Regions from separate parts of the Homo sapiens genome. Here regions 2 and 3 are each linked to region 1. The links are chromatin loops, found by intact Hi-C in ENCODE. Cell type or tissue: endothelial cell of umbilical vein. All regions are shown on one strand. Region 1 holds the start of LOC105373686 (a long non-coding RNA gene). Region 2 overlaps MMADHC-DT (MMADHC divergent transcript). Region 3 has its middle 23 kb from the start of RBM43.

What was found. Hi-C counts contacts between places; a loop is a spot of excess contacts. Peaks named below come from ENCODE experiments on the same cell type or tissue, not always from the same donor. Only the 100,000 strongest peaks of a DNase experiment are listed, where the experiment ranks them.
Region 2: a loop joins it to region 1, with 31 times the contacts of the local background. A loop is called at or near these places in 4 of 110 quality-filtered maps.
Region 3: a loop joins it to region 1, with 7 times the contacts of the local background. A loop is called at or near these places in 14 of 110 quality-filtered maps.

Annotation. Positions count from the first base shown.
Region 1 is chr2:151,049,121-151,054,120 of GRCh38, forward strand. LOC105373686 (a long non-coding RNA gene) reads right to left here and starts at 1,461. Exons shown (of 4, transcript XR_002959484.1): 1 at 1,388-1,461. In endothelial cell of umbilical vein, a CTCF peak has its summit at 2,692 (motif pointing left); a DNase peak (open chromatin) is centred at 2,661.
Region 2 is chr2:149,796,694-149,801,693 of GRCh38, forward strand. All of the region lies in intron 2 of MMADHC-DT (MMADHC divergent transcript), which reads left to right. All of the region lies in intron 3 of LINC01931 (long intergenic non-protein coding RNA 1931), which reads right to left. Among named protein-coding and RNA genes, the nearest start is that of LINC01931, 60 kb to the right of the region's middle. In endothelial cell of umbilical vein, a CTCF peak has its summit at 2,819; a DNase peak (open chromatin) is centred at 2,818.
Region 3 is chr2:151,236,430-151,241,429 of GRCh38, forward strand. No RefSeq gene overlaps it. Among named protein-coding and RNA genes, the nearest start is that of RBM43, 23 kb to the right of the region's middle. In endothelial cell of umbilical vein, a CTCF peak has its summit at 2,631 (motif pointing left); a DNase peak (open chromatin) is centred at 2,542.

The sequences.
Region 1 (5,000 bases):
GTTGTACAGGATGACCACAAATAGAAATGGACATTAACATGTTAAAATTTCCTGCTTCAATATTTTATCTGTATTCATTAATTTATTTACCTCAAAGTCTCAGTTTCAAAACACACCATCCTTAATGCAGGGTGCAAACCATTATACATGTTAAATGAGTCAAATTGCACCCTCTGCCAATATCAGCATGATACCCATCCTCCCATTACACCCACCATCACTAACACTCACAGCCTAAACAATCACTCTTGGTTCCCCAGCTGGGGCTTGCAAAGAGAGATTCTTGCTGCTGGCTCTTGTATAAAATGAAACTATTAAGGAGTAAAGTACCTGAGATGCTTCTAATTGCAGAAAGATGGCTGGGTTGTTTGTAAGAGAGTCTGATGCTCATGTTGACCACAGTTTTAAAAAGTACAGTCACGTACCACGTAACAATTCCATCAGTGATGGATTGCATATAAAACAGTGGTTTCAGAAGATTATAACGGAGCATACATAGAAACCTGATATGTGGTACTTCATATTGGCATTTCAGGTCAAGTAGGGGAAATGATTGATATTCAATAATGGTGCTGGCATATTTGGTTTTCACATGAAAAATATATATACCATTTAGGTTGGTAAGTACACTCTATGAGGTTCACACAACAATGAAATTGCCTAACACTTTTCTCAGAAGATATCCCTGTCACTAAGCAACACAGAAGTGTACTCTTTTTCCCCCTTAAAGTAATATCATGACACGATGGTTACTGAATTAGTCTGCTCAGGCTATAGTAACAAAATGCCATGGACTGGATGACTCAAACAAAAGGAATTTGTTTCTCATAGGTCTGGAGGGGAGAAAGTCCAAGATCAATGTACTGGCTGATTCAGTGCCAGGTAAAGGCTCTCTTCCTGACCTGTAGACAGCCACTTTCTCATTGTGTCCTCACATGGCAGAGACAGACAGAGAACAAGCTTTCTGGTGTCTCTTTATAAGAACATGATCCTATCACTAAGGCCTAACCACATGACCTTGTCTAAACCTAGTTACCCCCAAAGGGTAACCCATCTCTAAATACCATCACATTGACAGTTTGGATGTCAACCTATGAATGGAGAGTAAGGGGAGACAATAACTTGGTCCATGCCAGTAATTAAGACCATGATGAAAATTCAGGAACAAAGCAAGGCTAAGAGACCATTAGAGGAAACAGTCACAATAGTGTTCTCATATTTTGTAATAGCTCCTGTGCCCAACTATATAAGATCTGTCTACAGACTTATTCTCCTTGAAAGCAAAATGTAATATCTATGTTTCTATAAAATAGGAGACCAGTTTTCAGCTTGTATCTGAAAGTTTAAAAAGTTCTACCAAAATGAGCAAAGTTTAATTCCCTCTTACCCTGCCACCAAGGGACCAAATAAGAGAGGCAGCCAACCAGGTAAACAGCGTACTCTGACTAAAGACGCAGAAAGCTACAAAGCTGTAGGAAAGAAAAAGAAGTCACGTCCAGGGCAACTTAACCAGCAACAGAGATTTCACAGAAGCCCTTACTCATAAGCAGAGACTCTTGACTTCAGAACACATCTGCATTTTAAACACAGAAGAGAAAAACATTAATACATTGTGGGAGACAAGAATATGCCACCCCAAAATATGAAGGATTGTTAAGTTGAATTAAGAACAAGCAGATGCAGTACAGCTCTCTGCCCTACCTCTATTTGCCAAAAAGCAGGAAGCAGATTTACAAAGATAAAAGGTATCCTGACCCCCTTCTCTACCAGGGAGAGAAAAAAATTAACCACTGAAGACAGCTTTGGACACATGTCAGCCTGGAGATGGGATGACAGGAATCTACATTAACAAGCTTTACTAACTCACCTTTATCTGCCTGCCCACCATTGGCTGCTGCTGGAGATTCAAAGTCCTGTCTTTTGTCTTGTCATTTCTCTAAAATGTCACTGTTCTTTGTTGATGATACATATAATCTGGAATTCAAAGCCACTTCTTTAAGACTATTCATCTCCTGGGTGTTTCCCATGTATTTATAAAATATATATGTTAATAAATTTTTGTTTGTTTTTCTCTTATTAATCTGCCTATTGCTACAGGGCTCCATTTCAACAAAGAACTTATGAAAGTTGAAGAAAATTTTTTTTTCCTAGAACCTCAGAGTAGGATCCATAGAACCTAAAAACTTAAGAAAATTAGACTGGTTTAGAACAGAAATTATTCCCTTAACTATACCTGATTACATATGTTTACCAACTTCTACTAATGGGGCATCAGAAATTAATATCACACTTCCAATTTTTATCGACATTTATGTAGTATAATAACATAATTTTCATTCCATAAAATGGCTTAATTCTCAGTCAATCCCTTGTATAATTTTCATAAAGTCATGAAGTTTTAAAACCCTCTAGATATTAAATACCCAAGCTGAGAAGGTTAAGCAAGTGATATGTTTTAGAACTTCTGTACTCACAAAGATTATTTGTATCTCCCAAGAACTTGGTACCTCTCATTTGCAATGCTGAAATTAGTTTATGAGTCATTGGTGCTAGCTTAGTTCACATAAATCTATACAAGAATGAAGATCATAGATTGCAAATTATTGTCTACTTCCCCTCAATGTACAAATCCAACTGAAACATTATCTACCCATCAGATGCAAAAAGAGACAGATGCCACCTAGTGTCTGATAGCCTCAAGTGCATCCCAATTCTACTCGAGTCTAGTTCCATTTTGGGATTATCCAGATATAGCTACGTCAAAAGTTACTGTAATATGTTGTATGCAAAGAACACTCAACACATTCTGGTGCTAGTTTTTCTATTAACTATATGTATCATGTTGGGCAAGACCCCCATGTGTCTTGAATTAGTTGCTTTCCATGACCTCTTAGAAGTAATAGACTCTGATTTCAGTTCTGACTAATGCAAAGCCACCTGTGGAAATCTAATCTTTTTACATTGAAATCTTGATGTAGAGCAGAACCAAATTCCAGAAAAGCAAACAACATTTTCCAGGGCTAACCTGTGATGTACATTGACTTCACTCTGTAAAGGAGATGTACATTGACTTCACTCTGTAAAGGAGCATGTTTTCTGTATAAACGCAGTACAAACATGAACTTGAGACACAAGTGCACATTACATCACTCCAAGCAATGATTTATCATCAGGTATAGCAAGGAAAAAACGAAATAAAGTCAAGGTGACCAAAACTCTTGGTTTTCAAAAGACCTCTAACAATTCACTATATAAAGTATGATAGCTGCTCAGACTTTGTCTTATAGTTTAAAATACTTAAGAAAAATGTTCTTCAGTTTTATGTATTAACAGGTTCTGTAAAATTTCTTTTTAACTAGATCACATAACAAAATCTTTCCCAAAAGAAAAATGAATGGAAAATACAGCAAAATATGGCAACTGCTAAATCTTGTTTCTTACCCCTTTAATTCTTTGTATCATGTTCTATTCTCAAATGAGTTTAGTAATCTAGAAGGTAGTCAGGCCTGTGTCCAGTGGTTTATAAAGACAGATGACAGTGTCATACACAGGAAATCTGTCCATGTTCTAAGAGATCTGCAATTGATCTGGCCTGCTTGGTGAAGGTATTTCTAATCTACTACTTAGTCTATAAAATTCAGGTGAATAGTATATGGGACTCTGACCTTCAGAAGTACGAACACAGATTCATTCCATGTGTACTAACTCTATAAAATGTGACAAATCATTTCCATTAACAATGTGGAAAGTCTGTCCACAAACCCATAGAGGACACTTGGTGTTTTGTGCATCTTTTTTCCCTTACAGTGCTTTTCAGTCTGGAAGTCATTCCTACTAACTTGAAAAATCTCAAGACAAGTCCTTCAGCCTGACCACAAGCCAAGCTTATCTTGATGTAGGTTGAGCTTCTCTGCCTGCCAGTTTCATCCCACATGTCAATTACAAAAAGCTGCTTATTATGTTTTTTCCATCCTTATCTGTCTAATGTGGAGGACAATCTCTTCAGGCAACCAAAGCAGATTCTGTCATCTCTGAAGGCTTAAGAGCTGCTAAGCAGTTACCTCTCCTTGTCTCCTGGCTCTGAATTTTCCTGGTGTCAATCATCAGCTCTTCTCCAAGAGCATGCTTCAGATCCAGCTCTTCCATGTCATTCCACCCTTAATCCCATCTAGGATCAATTATGTCTCTAAAAATGAGAGATGAAAACATCTCTTTGAACTGGTTTAGATACCAAATGGACTTGATGGCAGAGGGGCCATTGTTCCTGATAGGGCACCTTTCTTCAATTTTCTGTGACTCTCCCTGAAGGCCAGTGTCTGTGAACTCCAACAGACTTGTGAGTTCTTTGTTGAGTGCCAACTGTACACTGTACTCTATACAATAAATCTCTGTGTTTCCTAAAAGCCAATTATTAGATCACTCTTCAGTGATCTAAAGCTGAGTAATCTTTAGTTTTTCCTTCAAGTTAAATAGCCCAAGTATTTTACATTCGTTTTCCCCTGCCTGTTCTATTTTCCTCTAGTTCCCTTTAGGTCTTCTTATATCTTGTCAATGAACAGTGCACGTCCTGCAAACAAATACACTGGGGCACAAACTGAAAATAAGATTAATTTGTCACTTCCAAATATTTTGTTTCTGCATAGCAACAGCATCATCCTTACTTCATGAGCCACAGCAGAAATGTGCCAACACCTGGTAAGTTTTTTATTTCTTTCATGTGGTGCTTAGTCATTGCCCTTTCTATCTTTGTATTTGGGCTTTTGGTCCCACTACATATTGGAAATGTCACTCTTATTTTCTTGGCTTCCTTGACAATATATACAAGGAGTGGGTGGCCTCTTACCTGACCTGGGATATTATAAAGGACATAGGGTGGCATCGGTAACCCTTTCAGATGTTCTCATTTATGATTACATGACTTGAATAATCTATAAGATGATTTTGTTGGAAAGACTTAGGGGGTGATACTGTAATTCTTACATGTAGAGCACTTTGAAGGG
Region 2 (5,000 bases), 1.3 Mb before region 1:
CACTCACGCTGGGAGCTGTAGCCTGTAGCTGTTCCTATTCAGCCATCTTGGAACTGCCCCTGCTTTCTGCTTTTTGAGAGTAACTCCAAAGTTTGGGCTTACTCATTAAACTCTGTTTTGAAATAATTTTTAAATCTTTAGAAAATGTATTTTCTGTCTTTTCAGGGTATTTGAGAATATGAGTTGTTATATGTACTATCTTTATAAAATATTTATCTTCTTTAATATTCACAGTAACTCTGGATGGTAGATAATATTATCTAGGCTTTCTATAAAACAGAGGATATAGCTCATCCTAAGAGAGAAGAAAGTGACAGATCCAAGATCACACAGCTCATAGACAGCAGAGCATATCTGAAATCCCAGCTGTACTTGATTCTATAGCCCATGATCTTTTCTTGAGCAACAGTCAGGATGGTCTAGTGCCCATTTAGAAGAATGTTTAGTTGAGGTGGGGATCATGCTCTAACGTTTAAGAGACTGTGAAGACATGTTCAGAAATCCTTTCTGACATTACCTGACATAACAAATGTTCACTTATGGCAGATGCATAATTGACTATAAAATGAGTGAGTGCCATTTTGCTACTTGCATGAGTTATGGCAGATCTCCTTAGCAGAACTTGACAGATGTAAGTGAAATCTCAGCTTCCTTTTCTACCCAATTAAAATTCCATGAGCTTTAAAATTTCATAAATAACCCATACTATATTTTTTACATGAATAGGTAGTAAAATTAAAATGGAATTAGAATAGTCTGAAACCCTTGCAAAATAGTAAAAGCTACCCCCAAATATCATTTATAACTTTAAAAATCTCTTGCCAAAAAGTATAGCTGCATGACTCACATTAATAGGTAGTTTTGTATTTCTTATACTTAAAGCTTTCGTGTTATTTATTTATTTATTTATTTATTTTTGAGACAGAGTCTTGCTCTGTCGCCCAGGCTGGAGTGCAATGGCATGATCTCTGCTCACTGGAATCTCTACCTCCCAGGCTCAAGCAATTCTCATGCCTCAGCCTTCCGAGTAGCTGGGATTACAGGCATGCACCACCACATGCATGGCTATTTTTTTTTTTTTTGTATTTTTAGTGGAGACAGGGTTTTGCCATGTTGGCCAGGCTGGTCTCGAACTCCTGGCCTCAAGTGATACACGTGCCTTGGCCTTCCAAAATACTGGGATTACAGATGTGAGCCACTGCACCCAGCCTATCTTCTTTATTGAAAGAAAACTGTACTGTCATTTTAAAATCATTAGACAATTGATTTTTTTTTTTTTTACTCAGAATCTTGTAGAAAAATGGGATCGTAGATAGGATAGGCAAGATAGTCAAGAAAGTTACAACCTTTTATATCTACACATGTCTCAAAGGGCCTAAAGGTTCTCATTAGCCTTTAAATTTACCAGGCAGTCACAAAATTTGTTTGATATAGATTGAACACTGGTTCTTAATAAACGCCATAAAAGAATCTTATGGTTTAGTGTACTCTTTTGACGTCTCTCTCAGAACCTGGGGATTCCTTTGAAGGCTGCTGTTGTTGCTTCTGCTAATACCTCACATGAAATCCTTTGGACAACTGGAGCCATCTAATTCAAAGGAGGCTGAGGGCTATGCCAGAGTTGTTTCTTGACTGGTAAATACCTACTGCCTTGCCTCCAGGAGGGAGATAGCAGCCTGGTACAATTACAGAAACAGGCTGAGGCTAGGTGCACCAGAAATCAATTTCCTGCTTAGCTTCTCTTTTACATCTTACTTCTTTAACTCCCACTGGTCCCCCCAAGAGCATTTTCTTAAAAACAAACAAACAAAAACCAGCCTAAGAATCCTAGCCTCAGGACCTGCTATTAGGGAAGTAGACCTGAGACATGTCACAATTCAATCAACAGGAATTATCTCCCTTGCTTGTGTTTCAAGAGTGTGCTTGTATTGAATTTTGGAATACATTGATGAGTATATATTAATTTAGCTTGCTGGGTGTGTTACTTAACTCTATAGTTCTCTTTTCTTTGCCATCTTCTTCCAGTGGTGGAGGAATACTAGAGTTATCTATTGTAAACATTATAATAAATTTTATTGAACAGTTGATTATTGAAATAAATGACTTATATTATTGATATTTGAGAAAAGTTACTAAAAGTATGATGCATTGGAAGGTCACAATTAATGGTAATCACCTTTTCCCTTCTTGTATGCTTTGGAAATAATTTTATAATCAAGTTTATGTCTTTTTGCTCCAGATTTTATTGTCTCCCACCCATCTCTCCTCTCGGCAGCATCTCACTGTGTTTTATGATTGTCGGTTGTACCAGACTGCAAATACAACAGATATGAAACGGAAACCTATGTTTTTCCCATCTGATATGGACACTGTTAATTCATAAGAAAGCTGTTTTGCCATTATTAGAAAAAAAAAAAAAAAGAAAGCAAACAGCTGGTTTGATGGAAAAGCTGCCCTAATCCCTAGAGAATGGGAAGTTCAGACGTGATATAAACTGACAGAGGGTGAAAAAATAATCTTCAGGCTGATAATTTAGTGCAGCTATCATGGGCAGGACTGGATGGCATTTGCCACAGCAGAGAAAACAGGGTATCCTGTGGTTGTACAGCATACTTAGAAAAGGTGACACTGGGAGATAATAATCAGCTTACCAATGTTTACAGTAATGAAAGAGTGATAAGGAATGGAGAACTGAGATTTTGGAATAAGTTCACATGTAAAGGAGGTTTGCCTGCTTAGAATCTTCCTACAATTATTGTTCTGTCTCAGTTGATATTTTCCTAAACACCAGTAGAGGCCTCCAGACACTTCATTAAGTAAACAAACATACCAAGATGCTAACACCATCCACACACGGGGGAGAGCTGACATCCATCGTGTCCACTGACTCTGTAGAGCGCAAATGAAATCTTTGATGATGATTTCAGTGAGAATCAGCTATAATTAAGGGAGGTGCTAACCTTTGTGGTAAAACCTGCCCAAATATCCGTTAAAAAAATACTTGGTCCAGAATGGAAATAAGTCATGGTAAATATGATTGTTATCTTAGATCACATTTAACCCAATATCATAATATGAGAATTTTTGTTAGGCTTTCTAAAAAGCCTATTTTAGATCACATTTAACCCCATATCATAATATGAGCATTTTTGTGAACAATTTATTGTATTGTTAATAACAAGTTCTCTCAAGCTAACTAATGTGTTCAGCATTGGAATCAAAAGACCAGAAGTGGAGAAGAATCAAAATGAGGTAATGCCAAGACCCCCAGCCTGAGTTATTTAGCAAGTACAACTTTTCTTCAACACATTTTGAACTGAGTATAATCCTAGCAAAAAAGTTTGCTAAATAGTGACTAGCCATGACAACTTTATAGAAAATATAACTAATGTAACTCATAAACAGCCTACTCGTAGTAGTCTAAGGCACCTATTTTATTTGTGTATAAATGCATTTATACGTGTGTTTGCAAATAAGCACCTAGCTCTACATGATGACTGTTGATAAACTAACTACATGTTTTAATGAATAACCACAATGAGAATCATCCAAGTGCTACAACATCCCAGGGTGTCCGCAAATACAGGACAGAGGCTGCCTCCAAGGTAAATCTCCCTCAGATTCTGGGTGTCATTGATAAAATTCTCAAAGCATCAGCCCCTTCATAACTGCTTTAAGAAACTCCAGCAGCTTCTTTATATATTTCCCACTTCTCTGGCTATACCTTTCGCTGACAGTATAAATACATTCATTTTGCTGTCACATTAATTGATTTTAGCTAATTAGGAGCATTTTTTGGCCCTAATTTGATAAGGAAGTGTGAATGCATTTTTTCCCCCACAGCAGGCTTGTTATTTGCTGGAGTATTAGGAGAGTGTTAATTAGGCACAGTTCTTCTGTCACCTTGATGATTTTTAAGCAGCATTTACCCTATAGACTAAACTGATCAGAGAGGAAGCTGGGTTTCAGCCATCGGTGATAAATGTTGAATTAGGTTAGTTACCTGTGGAATAGAAATCTGAAAGAGGGGACTATGTGTATGACAAAGAAATACCATATTTTTTCTTTCTATTCACAAATGTTCCTCATGGCTGACCTCCGCACCCCCACCTGCATTTCAGACCCTCTCAAGAGGCTGCAGGAATCCTCCTCTGTCTTCAGTCATTGAACATTCCCTCAACCCTCCAGCATCCAGTTGGGTGTTCATCCTGACCCTTCTTAATTTTAAAGCAAAAGGCACAGGTTTTGAAAATTCACTGGCCCTAAAGTGTTTGCAGAAGGTCTTTTGAACAGTTTGGACCCTGGGATTTCTTTGTTCAATCACTTCTGCTGCAGGCAAAGCTGGGCCGACTGTCTGCTGTCTGCTTGCAGCAGGGAAGCAAAGGGAAACAAACAACAGAGCAGTTTGAAATTCCTGCTAGGAGCTTGTTTGGAGATGGAGCCTCTACAGTGTCTTTTGTTTATTTGTGGAGCTTTTTGTAGGGAAGAGCTGGGATATGCATAAAAAGGAGCTTGAAACAAGTAACCATTTAGGAAAGGAGGAAAAGATGTTTGACAACAGTATTTTTAATTTTAAGGTGGGGAGAAATGCTCATTTATCTAATGTGAGTCTTCTCTAAAGATACAGTTGCTCTCTGAGGCACGTGCTTTGTTTTTTTCTTACAGCTTTACACTAATCATTTAAACATTTGTCTCCCATCCTGCTTGTGACCAATCTATAAATAATAGAAGTAAATAAAATAACTGAATGTCTTCCAGTTTTTTCATTCTACCATTTGGATTCCGCAAATCAAACCTTGAACGTTAGTCCCACTACCAAAAGACCGATTTGATTGTTACAGTGTTCATTGGAAATATCTGCTGGTGCCTGCTGTTTATAACTATCTTTGAATCATAGAAAATAATAGGATGTAGGGAGGAGCCCTTTAGCAGAATACATGGTTTTCAGAAAGAAGTGATAAAGTGGAAAGAATATGATATTTGGAGATTCTACCCGTCAC
Region 3 (5,000 bases), 190 kb after region 1:
TCCATGCCCCGGGCTGCACCCAGATTCCTATGTGGTTCTTTGAGATCTGAGCTAATAACTTAGGAAGTCGTAGGAGAAAGGTTCATTAACCAGATGCAAAAATTGCATAAGGGGCTTTTCCTGCCTGTTTGCTGTTCTTAATAATAAAAATGGTTGCCATTTATAGGTTTATACAAAGGGCCAAAATCTATGTGCACTTTATATACATATTCTTGTTAAACCCTCCCCCAAAACATTGCACAGTAGATATCAATACCTCTGCTTTATGATTTAAAAATATGAGATTTAGGGCCGGGCGTGGTGGCTCACGCCTGTAATCCCAGCACTTTGGGAGGCCGAGGCAGGCAGATCACGAGGTCAGGAGATCGAGACCATCCTGGGTAACATTGTGAAACCCCATCTCTACTAAAAATACAAAAAATTAGCCAGGCATGGTGGGGGGCACCTGTAGTCCCAGCTACTCGGGAGGCTGAGGCAGGAGAATGGTGTGAACCCGGGAGGTAGAGCTTGCAGTGAGCCGCGATCGCGCCACTGAACTCCAGCCTGGGCGACAGAGCAAGACTCTGACTCAAAAAAAAAAAAAAAAAAAAAAAAATGAGATTTAGAAACTTTAATTTGTGCCTGATCCGTACTAAAAAGACAGAGGCAGGATTAGAACACTGGTCTCTAAGCCCAGAACCTACATTCACAACTACTATTTACTACTGCTTCACTAGTTTATTTATGTGGTGAGAAGCAAATGTTAAGTTTTGAATTAAAATTATTCAATAGCACAGTATTTTATTATGTTAATTGAAGAAAATTTTTCTTCATGATTTCTGTGAACCTGTGACCTTTCTCTGCATCCAGAGCTCTGAAGGACTTTGGGTATGTTTATGCTATAAGCAATCATTATAGATTATGAGCTAAGTCTACCCACCAGACCAGACGAAGACAACACAGGCTTCAGGAAGAGATATTAGACATTGCAGGAAGAGATATTCAGGAAGAGATATTAGATATTAGAACGTGGCCTGTGTACATCCCTAGTCTCTGAGGACTGAACACTGAAGCCCCTAGATTTGTTAAGGGTTTGAAAGCAGAAAATGCCTTTGTTCCCAAATAGAACCTGTGGAAGTGGCAAATGTCCTAGAGAAGTGTTCCAGGACCTTCCATGACAAACATAGTGTTGGAGCAATACAGCGGAAATGGCCACAAGGGCAGAGCTGAGAAAGCCAGAGTGAAAGCCTCTGAATGTTTCCCCATCCCTAGGGAGGTTTGACAGAGCTAGGGAGAGGCAGATCTGGGGAGGTTTTACGGATGGTCGTCAGACAATGTGGCTGTTATTTGCAAGGACAAACCTACCCAAGAGAAGGTGAAGGTTGTCTGACTAGATATCTGACTCAGGAGGTGACAACCAAGGACCAGCCCCTGACTCACCAGCACCACCTCTCACTCACTTTCACTTAGCAATTCTGCTGGCAGATGAGGTGGGAAAAATCCAGAATTGACCAAGATGATCTTGAATTAATTTTTTGACTCAGTGCAATGTGAGGTTACTCTGAATTAATTGATATTTGGTTTCTGACATCTAGTAAAATAAAACTTCAAACTAGAAATTAAATTCAATTATGGGGAAAGGTGATATTTTCTTGCAAATTTAGTTTGCAACCTAAGAAATACACATTAGCCATAAATGGTGGTAAACTACATCATAAATATATATTGTAAGAATATAGTGTCTCTACTTTTTCATTTTCACTTTTAAAGGTAAATTTAAAACATTCACAAAGGGAGAATAAATAGCATAATGAACTCCAGCTCCAACAATTACCAGATGTTGTCAATCTTGTTTCTTCTATTATCTTCCCACCTCTCTCCACACACGCACACATACTTTCAATTCCCATATTTATATTTAATAGAAAAGGGATTTTAGAAGATATCATTATTTATTTTTTATTTTTTTTTTTTTTGTGGAGATGGAGTCTTGCCATGTTACCCAGGCTGGTCTCAGACTCCTGGGCTCAGGCAGTCCTCCCACTGTGGCCTCCCAAAGTGCTGGGATTACAGGCATGAGCCACAATGCCCAGCCCCAAGATATCATTATGACACCGAAAAAGATTAAGAGTAATCCCATAATATGATATAAGATTGTCTTCCTGTTCAAATTTCCCTAGTTGTCTCACCAGCATCTTCTTATCACTCTTTGCTTGAATCATAATCCAAACACGGTCCACCAATTGTATTTGGAAGTCTCTTAGGTCCCTTTATTGTGTAACACTTTACCCTCTAAGATCTGTGATTCTTAAATCTCTAATGCACGTGGAATCATGTCTGTGAACTGAGCTAAAAAAAAATGTGAACTGAGCTCCACAAAAAAATAAAAATAACAAGTAAAAAATACATAATGATATCTTGGTAATGCTAAAATCCCTTTTCTATTAAAGATACATATGGGAATTTTTGCCTGAAATTATATGTCTAAGGCTGGGCACAAAATTCACAAGTCTGCAAGCTGATTTATAAGTACCACGCTAACTCATTGCGCCACTGAAGCCAGCACAGCTGATTTAAATGTGGGCTACAAGCAGTGTTTCCCCACCAGAGGAAAGAATTCCTCAGACAGGGATCTGGCTCCCTCTAGTGCTTTTTCAGATTATAACAGCCTCTGATTCTCAAACCAATTTAGAAATAGAAAAATAATCCCATTGTAAATAGTTCCATGATATATGCCCTTTTAGCTGCGTATTTCTTATGTCATACCACTCAACAATAAGGAAGGAATTATTTCATTATCTTTGATAATGAAAGATAACGATTACTGAATATCAAGTCCAGAGTCAGAAGCTACATGTTTATTCCTCAGTCTGTGGAAGAAGATGTCACAGTCCACCATTCAAAGTAACATCATCATATAGGAGTGCAAAGGCTTCTTTAAAACAACAACAGCAACAACATCAAAGTAACATCATCATCTCTACCAGAAGTCTTGCTGCTGTTTCCAAGGTACTCCTACTGTTTTAATAGCTCCTTTATTTCAAACTGCCACTTTTTCATTTTACTCATCCCTGCATTTGGGTTAGAATTGGGAGTAGACAGAGGTTCCTCTAAAAGCAATAAATTCTTACCGTTGTTTCTGATATGGCATCGAATGGATAAAAATAGAACAGAAGAGAGGGACAGGCACGATGGCTCACGCCTGTAATCCCAGCGCTTTGGGAGGCCGAGCTGGGCGGATCACTTGAGCCCAGGAGTTCCAGACCAGCCTGCCCAACATGGCAAAACCCTGTTCTACAAAAAAATAGAAAAATGAGCCTCTAGTTCCAGCTACTCGGGAGGCTGAGGTAGGAGAATCGCTTGAGCCCGGGAGGGCGAGGCTGCACCGAGATTGCACCACTGCAACCGAGATTGCACCACTGCACTCCACCCTGGATGACAGAGTGAGACCGTGTCTCAAAAAAAAAAAAAGTAAAAAAGATGAGAGGCAAAATGAAAGAAAAACATACACACAGTTTGTAATAATCCTTAGGACCAGGCCTTGGCACCAGGTAGCAAGAAAAGGGAAGCATAGAAAGTGTTACAAATAATTGACATCTGCTAAATTAATGTACTTTAAAATAATAATTGATTGTACAAAGTATTATAAATGGTATTTTAAAAAAGAAAGCAAGGGCAAGAAAACATACACCCAATCTAGGAAGGCTTGTTTACCATGAATAACCTCTTCATCTCTGAGTATATAGAAATGCATAGTTTTATAGACACTTTTGTGTATTTATGTTTTAAAACTATAGCTACTCTGCCACAAGCCATTTTTAAAAGGTGCATTCCTGAAAGAAGAAATAAAGCTGAATTGAAGAGTGGGGCCAGGTGTAAATTAGTTTCATCTAATGAACACACCCTAAGTCCCTTATATAGGAATTCTCAGGATAGCAATAACATAGCTCTTCAACACTGGTCTCTTGCACGTGTAAGAAATTTTTTCAGCTGTGTCAAAAGAATGCCAAATTTAGGAAAACATTGCCACCTTTGAATTCTTCACCAAAAGCTAAGGTTCAGCAACAAAATCCAATACAGTTCTGATTGATTGTGAATTCAATGCAGCCCAGCTCAAACCTGATTTGACTGTGGATAGTGTTGATTTACTCCTCAGTCTCCAGTGAATCCCGAGGTTTTCTTCTAGGAATGACATAAATAGGACCCATAGATAACTGTTTATAGTATTTACATCATTCTCTATCAGGATGACCTTGGCTACAACTGGACAGCTCAGATCTCAGGAAATGTACCAGTGTCAGATTGTTTTATTTTTGCAATTATATGTTGGGGAGATGAGAGCAAGACAGTAAATATTCCCACTACAAATCATTCTGAGGCTGGAATGAGAAATTTCCTCCATATCTGGGCCAAAAAAAAAAAAGACCACAGGAGTAGAGCTAGAAGACTGCCTGAGATGGGCAAGGGTGATTTGCACCATCGTATCTCTGAATTACCCTTCCACCTTGTGCCACATCACCACCACCTCCCTAGCTAATGGCAGTGACCAAGAGGACAGAGTCCCCTTGTCTAGGGAACACAGGTAAGTACCTGGCCACAGGAGAACAGCAAGAGGGACAGGGATGATCTTTTAGAAACTAAGAGAGGCTGGGCACAGTGGTTCACCTGTAATCCCAGGACTTTGGGAGGCCGAGGCAGGTGGATCACCTGAGATCAGGAGTTCAAGACCAGCCTGGCCAACATGGTGAGCTCCCATCTCTACTAAAAACACAAAAAAATTAGCCAGACATGGTGGCGTGCACCTGCAGTCCCAGCTACATGGGAGGCTGAGACAGGAGAATCACTTGAACCCAGGAGGTGGAGGTTGCAATGAGCCGAGATTGTGCTACTGCACTCCAGCCTGGGCAACAGAGCAAGACTCCATCCCAAAAAAATAAAAAAATAGGAAATAGGAGAGTCTGGTCCGTCCACAAATTCATACAGAAAGAATTTCTGACTCATCTTCTCTGGCATTATTGGGT